2 separate regions of the Homo sapiens genome follow, and region 2 is linked to region 1. The links are chromatin contacts, found by Hi-C in ENCODE. All regions are on one chromosome and are shown on one strand. The core of a region is the stretch at or near the end of the contact, and the rest is flanking DNA. Distances in the headings are between cores, read along the strand shown. Region 1 holds the start of ZDHHC5 (zDHHC palmitoyltransferase 5). Region 2 has its middle 52 kb from the start of CNTF.

What was found. Hi-C counts contacts between places; a loop is a spot of excess contacts on that map. Pooled maps may share reads with other maps.
Region 2: a loop to region 1 is called in a pooled map, with 2.7 times the contacts of the local background. The contact joins the enhancer-like site here to the promoter of ZDHHC5 in region 1. A Hi-C loop is called at or near these places in 3 of 50 pooled maps.

The regions. Positions count from the first base shown.
Region 1 is chr11:57,666,043-57,669,712 of GRCh38, forward strand. It overlaps ZDHHC5 (zDHHC palmitoyltransferase 5), which reads left to right and starts at 2,072. Exons shown (of 12, transcript NM_015457.3): 1 at 2,072-2,145. RefSeq lists enhancers at 1,124-1,703, 1,873-2,512, 2,513-3,150, 2,704-2,773 and silencers at 1,904-2,143, 2,394-2,593.
Region 2 is chr11:58,672,834-58,676,154 of GRCh38, forward strand. No RefSeq gene overlaps it. Among named protein-coding and RNA genes, the nearest start is that of CNTF, 52 kb to the left of the region's middle. Within about 2 kb of position 1,943, at least 2 of the 41 ENCODE cell types and tissues checked have a DNase peak (open chromatin) inside an H3K27ac peak, as active enhancers do.

The DNA of each region.
Region 1 (3,670 bases), core at 822-3,321:
AGAATTGCTTGAACCCGGGAGGAGGTTGCCATGAGCTGAGATCGCGCCACTGCACTCCAGCCTGGGTGACAGTGTGAGACTCCCTCTCAAAAAGTAAAAAATAAAATATCAATATTGTATCTTCAATAATTTACCTTTCATATGGTCTAAAGAGGTTTTTGTTTTGTTTTGAGACGGAGTCTTGCTCTGTTGCCCAGGCTGGAGTGAAGTTGTGTGGTCTCGGCTCACGGCAACCTCTGCCTCCCGGGTTGAAGCAATTCTCCTGCCTCAGCCTCCCGAGTAGCTGGGATTACAGGCTCCCCCGACCATGCCCGACTAATTTTTGTATTTTTAGTAGAGGGAGTTTCACTATGTTGGCCAGGCTGGTCTTGAGCACCTGACCTCGTGATCCGCCTGCCTTGGCCTCCCAAAGTGCTGGGATTACAGGTGTGAACCACCACGCCAGGCCAGGTCTGTTTTAAAAATATAAAGTCGTTATAAAGAACTCTCAAGTGTGTTGCAATAAATGCTGGATTGACGCTGTTAACAAGAATAAACTAGAACTTATAATATATGCCATGTCAGAGAAGGAACTAGATTCCAGAAAACAGAAGGTAGTTCTCTTTTACCTTACTGCCTAATGCTAGTGTCAGAACCACAGTAAAGCCAGCAACATTTGAGACCAAACCCGAGGACAGTCCTCAGGATTTTACAGGTGAGGGGCCTCGGCTTCAGGGAAGTGGCTTGTGAAACACCTTTTTGAGGGACCATTATGTAATAGCTAGAGTTGCTTTCGAAAAAAGAAATAGCCTCGAGCCGAATGGGGAGAGAACATGGGGCATTGCTATTGGGTTCACAGCTGTCTTGGGCTAATCAGGGCAAAGCGTAGCACTATGACCTATGCAGAGTTAGCTCGCCAGGGACAGTAGCTATTCTAGAGAACCTTTTGCTTTTAGCTTTGTATTCTAGGATTGGGTGAGGTGAGGGATGCGGGCGCCCATCCCACGTGTGACAGTGGGAAACTAATGGAATTCAGGGAGTTCACTTCCCGGCTCGCACTCCGGGGGCGGGAGGGTGCTGCCACCGCCTCAGGTCGCGCGCTCCTTAGGCTTCCCTCTCACGGTTAGCGCTACGGCTCCAAGGCTGGCGCCTGCTCTTCTTCATCTCCCTCCCCGGCCCTTGGCAGGAGCCTCGCCCTACATTGGCTCTTCAAGTCCGGGCGTCCCCTTCATGTGGGAGACACAGCCCAGACCATTCCATCGCCCTGGATTCTGCCCGGACCAGCGACCTCGCCGGACTGAAGATTTCTCCAGCAAGATTGTTTTAAATAAAGTTTTTGCCATCAAAAAAAAAAAAAAAAAAAAAAAAGGAGATGGGAAGGAGAAGAGGGAGGCCTAGTCGCCAAATGGTTGGCCAATCCGCCGCGAAGGGGCTGAAGCAGGAAGCGGCGATAGTCGTCGGTAATTGGCTGCGCTGGAAGCCTGTCTGGACTGTACCACCTCAGTAGGAGAGGGGTTGCTGAATTCGAGAAGGTAGCTGCTTGCTTTTGAGTACTTCTAGTACACACACATAATTCTTTTCTTATTTCCGGGGGTTTTTGCTTGGATTCAGTGGGAATACAACAGGACGCAGGAGAAGGGAAGACTCGCCTGGCCATTTCCTCATTCCTGACTCCTGTGCATTAGGCCAATCCTTGTCTCTTAGTTGTCCCCGCAACCCCACGGCCTTACGTGCGCGCTCTCGTCTTCTCGCGTGCGTACGTCGTTGTGTTGCTGCAGCCAATCAGGCCGCGAGGTCGCCGCGGTCGCCAGGGTTCGCGCGCACGCCCCAGATCGGAGTCGGGGTGGGGGCTATGGGTGAATGGGAGAGTGAGCGGGGTTGGGCGCGGCAGCGCGAGCCGCATGAATGAGACAAACGTGCGCCGCGCGAGACGTCGCGCGAGCCCGGACTAGGGAGCCAATGGGAACGCTGGAAGGGTTCGAGACCCGGCACTGAGGGCAACGGCCGCGCGCCGGCTCCGAGACGAGCGACGCCTGGCGGGAGCGCGCGGCAGCGGGGCGGGCGTGGAGCGTGCGGGGGCCGCGCGCTGCTTCTCTGAGGCAGGACGGCACTGCCGGGAGGCGGCGGTGACAACGACGGCGGTGGTGACGGGCACCGGGCTCGCGGGTGAGTGCGGAGGACACCGGTCCCTGCGGAACCGGAAGTGCCGTACCAGCGAGGTGGGAGGGGAGGGTGACCTCTAGGGAAGGGGGACCGAAGACGGGGAGGGTATTAAGGCCCTATTTCTCCTCCGGGCCGGGTCTTCCAACCGCGGCGGGACCCATGGGCCTTGGAAACGGACGACGAGTAGAGGCCGGGGATCCACGACCGCCAGGGCTCGGAACGGGTTAGAGACGGCCACTCAGCTCGAGACCGCGGTCCCCGGTGCCTGGCGCCCAGCCGCCGCCCCTTCCGCCCCCGGCCCTGCGCCCTCGGGCTCTGCGGTCCCCGCAGCCCGCTCTCTCAACCTCGGTGGGCCTGGCCGCCGTGGATTCCTTCTTTTCGGTTTCAGCGGTCGTCAGCCCTGCCCCAACGGGTGATTCTCCTTTCCCCAGTCCCGTGGTGGGGACCGGGTGCTGTTTCCCTTTTACCGCTCTGCGGTTCGAGTCCCTCGCTCCACTCTGCTGATACTTATTTTGGCTCAAGCTTCATCCTGTTACCTGTTCTCTCTCACCCGTCCGCTTCCTCCTCCTACCGCCACCAGCCGAGTGCTCCATGCGTTTAGTACTTTGTACTTTTTAAAGTGGAGCCCGAATGCGTTTGTCAATATTTTACCTATATTTGGGGCAGGCAGGTGGAAAGTGTTTTACCCACTTGGCCAAATGAAACACTGAAATAAGAAGTAAGAAAGTTGCTAAAAGTTAGGAAGGCAGTTGTAGGATCACATATACGTTATACGCTAGACTATTTTTTGCCTTGGATTCTTCACTTCCTGGTTAATGCCATCTTGACCAAGTTGATCTAACATTTGCATATCATCCTTCTATCTCAGTATACCTCTGTCCTGGATCAAATATCTTCAGAATGCTCATTATCACCCATTGTATAAACTTAATGTTTACAAAATTATATTGCCATGTATTTTGCTACCTCGGTATATAATGATAACACCCACATTAAACTTCTTGGCTCTTTCTCCCATACCTTGACATGTGAATTATTCCATGGTACCTCCATTACTGTGCATTTAGATTTACTCTATTGTACTGTTACACCGCTTATTTCAACAAAAAATAGTTGTGTTGTCCTTGGTACTGCTGGTATCCACCTATTTAAGGAAATACCTGTATTAAACCTTATTAAAGCCTTCAAACCACATATCCTGTATTGTTTGTTTTACATATACATATTTCCATTTCATAGTTTACTCTGTGCCTCAATATGGCATACATATTACTTTTTTTCTCATTTTTGAGACGGAGTCTGGCTCTGTCGCCCAGGCTGGAGTGCAGTGGCTGCTATCTTGGCTCACTGCAACTTCCACCTCCCGGGTTCAAGCGATTCTCGTGTCTCAGCCTCCCTAGTAGCTGGGATTTCAGGCATGCCCCATCACGCCCTGCTCATTTGTTTGTATTTTTAGTAGAGACAGGGTTTTGGTATGTTGGCCAGGCTGGTCTCGAACTCCTGACCTCAAATGATCCGCCCGCCTCGG
Region 2 (3,321 bases), core at 693-3,192, 1.0 Mb after region 1:
TTTTGTGCAGTGGGCCGCTTGACAGTCTGGGGAGGCCTATTACCCCATTCTCAGGATCACGAGTCATGAATGGGGGAAATAAAACACAAGGAATATGAAGGAAACAAAATTATATTGACATATAGTTATCTGAATATCTTAAATTAATTACATCATATCTAGCTGCATCTAGCTGCAAAGTCTCATATTTAATGAGTTCATTATACAATCATAAATTAAATACTTTCAATATTATAAGAGTAAATGGTAGTTCAGTTATTCTCAGCTATAATCAGATATGAAATTTTCTCACTACCATCTTGATGAAGTCAGGGATAATGGAAATCTCTGGTAGTTTGGTACATACATTTATAATTGAAGAAAATCCTAAATTATGGTTGGAAGTTAATAAAAATAAAGATACGATTTTTCTTCTCTTCAACTTTAGAGAGCCCTTGAATTTAAACGAATGCCCAGGCAGTCTGTGGACACAGATGAAATGTCCTTGATCTAAAAAGCTTCATTTCTCTTCAGCGAAAGTTCTCCCCATGAAAACAGGGCTTCTAAAACTGCCTTCCCTCAAAGGCTGTACAAACATGCATTCCTGGCAATAACCTAGAGGAGTGCCCATTTCTCCATACTCTCCTTTATAGCAGATGCCCTCAAATGTATTCACACTTTACCAATCTAAAAAGAGAGAAAAAAAAGGTAATTGCATTGTAGTTTTATTTTGCTTTTTCATAATTTCAAGATTTTCATTCAGCTTTGGTTTCTAATTTCTTTTTAATTACAGATTTTTTTTTTTTTAGATGGAGTCTAGCTCTGTTGCCCAGGCTGGAGTGCAGTGGCACAATCTTGGCTCACTGCAACCTCTACCTTCCGGGTTCAAGCGATTTTCTTGCCTTAGCTTCCTGAGTACCTGGGATCACAGGAGTGCACCACCATGCCCAGCTAAATTTTGTATTTTTTAGTAGAGACAGGGTTTCACCACATTGGCCAGCTGGTCTCAAACTCCTGACCTCAAGTGATCCACCCACCTTAGCCTCCCAAAGTGTTGGGATTACGTCCATGAGCCACTGCACCTGGCCAGAAAATCTTTATATAACATGCATATTATAGAAAGTTCCCACATTCCCTAGGTAACTGTCATATCTGCAAAATATATAAATTGTATAGAAAAATTTAAAAAATTCATGAAACTAAAATAATTTTACTTTTCACTGCATTTTGACTAATTCATTTCTTCACTTAATAAATATTGAGTAATTATATACCGGAAACCTTAGTAGGCACAAGATGGGAATAGTGACCCCAAACTATAATTTTCAGGCACTTTCCCCTCCCCACTTGAGTAATTCAGTATCAAAAACCTCATTATCATTCTCTGTGTGTTTGCAATCCTTGCAAAGGGAGGGTTGCATGTATGCATGATAAGCACACATTCATGATACACGTGTCCCACGTTCACCTTGGGGTGGAGACTTAACATTTAAATCTATTACAATTAGAGATGCCTGTGGAACAAGGAAGTCACCTTTAAGGAATGGACTTGGTTTTTGTTGCAGTGCCCACTTTGAGAACTCTTCCTTGAACAGGTTGGACCTCCCACTTGTCATTCTCTCATTCACAAGTGTTCTGGCCACAGTGTCCTGAGGTCACAGTTTCCCAGTAGTTGAGTTTTAATAAAAAGCAACACTTATTAGCTAAGTTAAAATATACCCCAACAGAAGACGAGATGGACTCCCTGTAGCTAAAATGAGATAAACCCAAAAAATTTCATAGCTAGGAGGATGAGGGATCTGTAACACATCCCGGTGTTATTAATTGCCATAGGTTTTTTTTCCCGGTAATTACGCAGAAACTATCACCTGAAAAGCATTGCCAAAAAACACTACAGTTGGAAGATTTCCCAGCTGACCCTGACAGAGTGCCGGTTGCCAGCCTACTGAGACAGCCAAGTAAAAAGGGTTCCCCGGCAGGACTTCCGACTGGCCTGCGCACTGGGAGGAGTGCGCACTCGGGTGAAGCCTTGAGGAATTTCCTGTTGGTTTGCAGTGAGGAGGAGCCTGGCTTCTCCTGTTCCGGGTGGTAACCCGGTGATTCCAGTCTATGAGGTGGGAAGCCCACTGGCAGGACTCTCGCTTTGCTGAGAGTCCCTGTTTCCCCATTTTTCCTTTTCACCCAATAAACCCTGTCCTTCTCACCCTGCAGAGTGTCCGCAAGCCTAACTTTTCATGGTTGTGCGAGAAGAACCTGGCTTTTAGCCGAACTAAGGAGAAAGTCCTACAACACTACAACACTCTTCCCTACCTTGCCTGGCTCCGTCCTCTACCATGCTGTCCTGCCATAAGTCAGATTGGACAGAGGACGGGTCTTATAAACATTCCTTATTGATCAATAGCTGCAGACCTTAAGCCAGTTTCAGTCAGCTTGTGGACATTGTTCAAAAATTGTCTGTATGTCCTGTAGTTTACCTTTTGATGTAAAGGGCCGAATTCCACTTCATTTTAATGTTAAATCCTACCAAAATGTGAATATGGGATGTATGTTCCATATATGTTTTCCACTGTGCAATGCCTGACTTCCCTCATGCATATTTGCATTTTTTCCCCACCCTGCTAGTATGTATGTAAGGCTGAGTGTGCGACCCAGATACCAAATAGCAGCCCTCCTCCGTTCTGCGCAAAGTGCACTTTCCCTCTCCCCAGGGCAGCGTTTCCTAGATCCGTGGATTGTTTTGCCTTCTGCAAATAAAGTCTCCTCTTTTCCTTCATCCGTGAATTTCACAATCTTTGTGAATAGATACATACTATGCATGAGGCTAAAATCACCTGAAATCTCAACAACTTAAACTCAGAGGCACTCATCATCTTTCAGCGTTCTCAGGGAGGGATCCTGGTTCTGCAGCCTTGGCTACCTCTGCTGCCCTCTGCTGGCGGAGCGGAGTCCGCAAAGTCCAGAGCAAGGGACTGCCCTGGGATCTCCAGGCACACTTTGTCCTGAACGTTGTCAAGGGCTTTCTCCAAAGCCATATAGGTAATACAAATTCAAATCATCCAGCAAACCAGTGCCAGGATACCTATGAGGCTATGGAAGTGTTATTCACGCAGGCATACATTCAGGAAATGTCATCTCCATCATTCCAATTTCCTAGACCTTGTTGTCATTCTTGAACTACTTTCTCTCCCTTAGTCCAGGTCTTCTGAAACTCCTGGACTGGATTAGATGTGCAGGAGATTTATTAGGAGACTGTGAAGCAAAAAGAAAGGGAGCTGGGGGAGGCTGGGAGAGCTGTCAGTCTGCAATCTAAGTCTACTTTAAGTCTCCCTCGTGGAGAGAAAA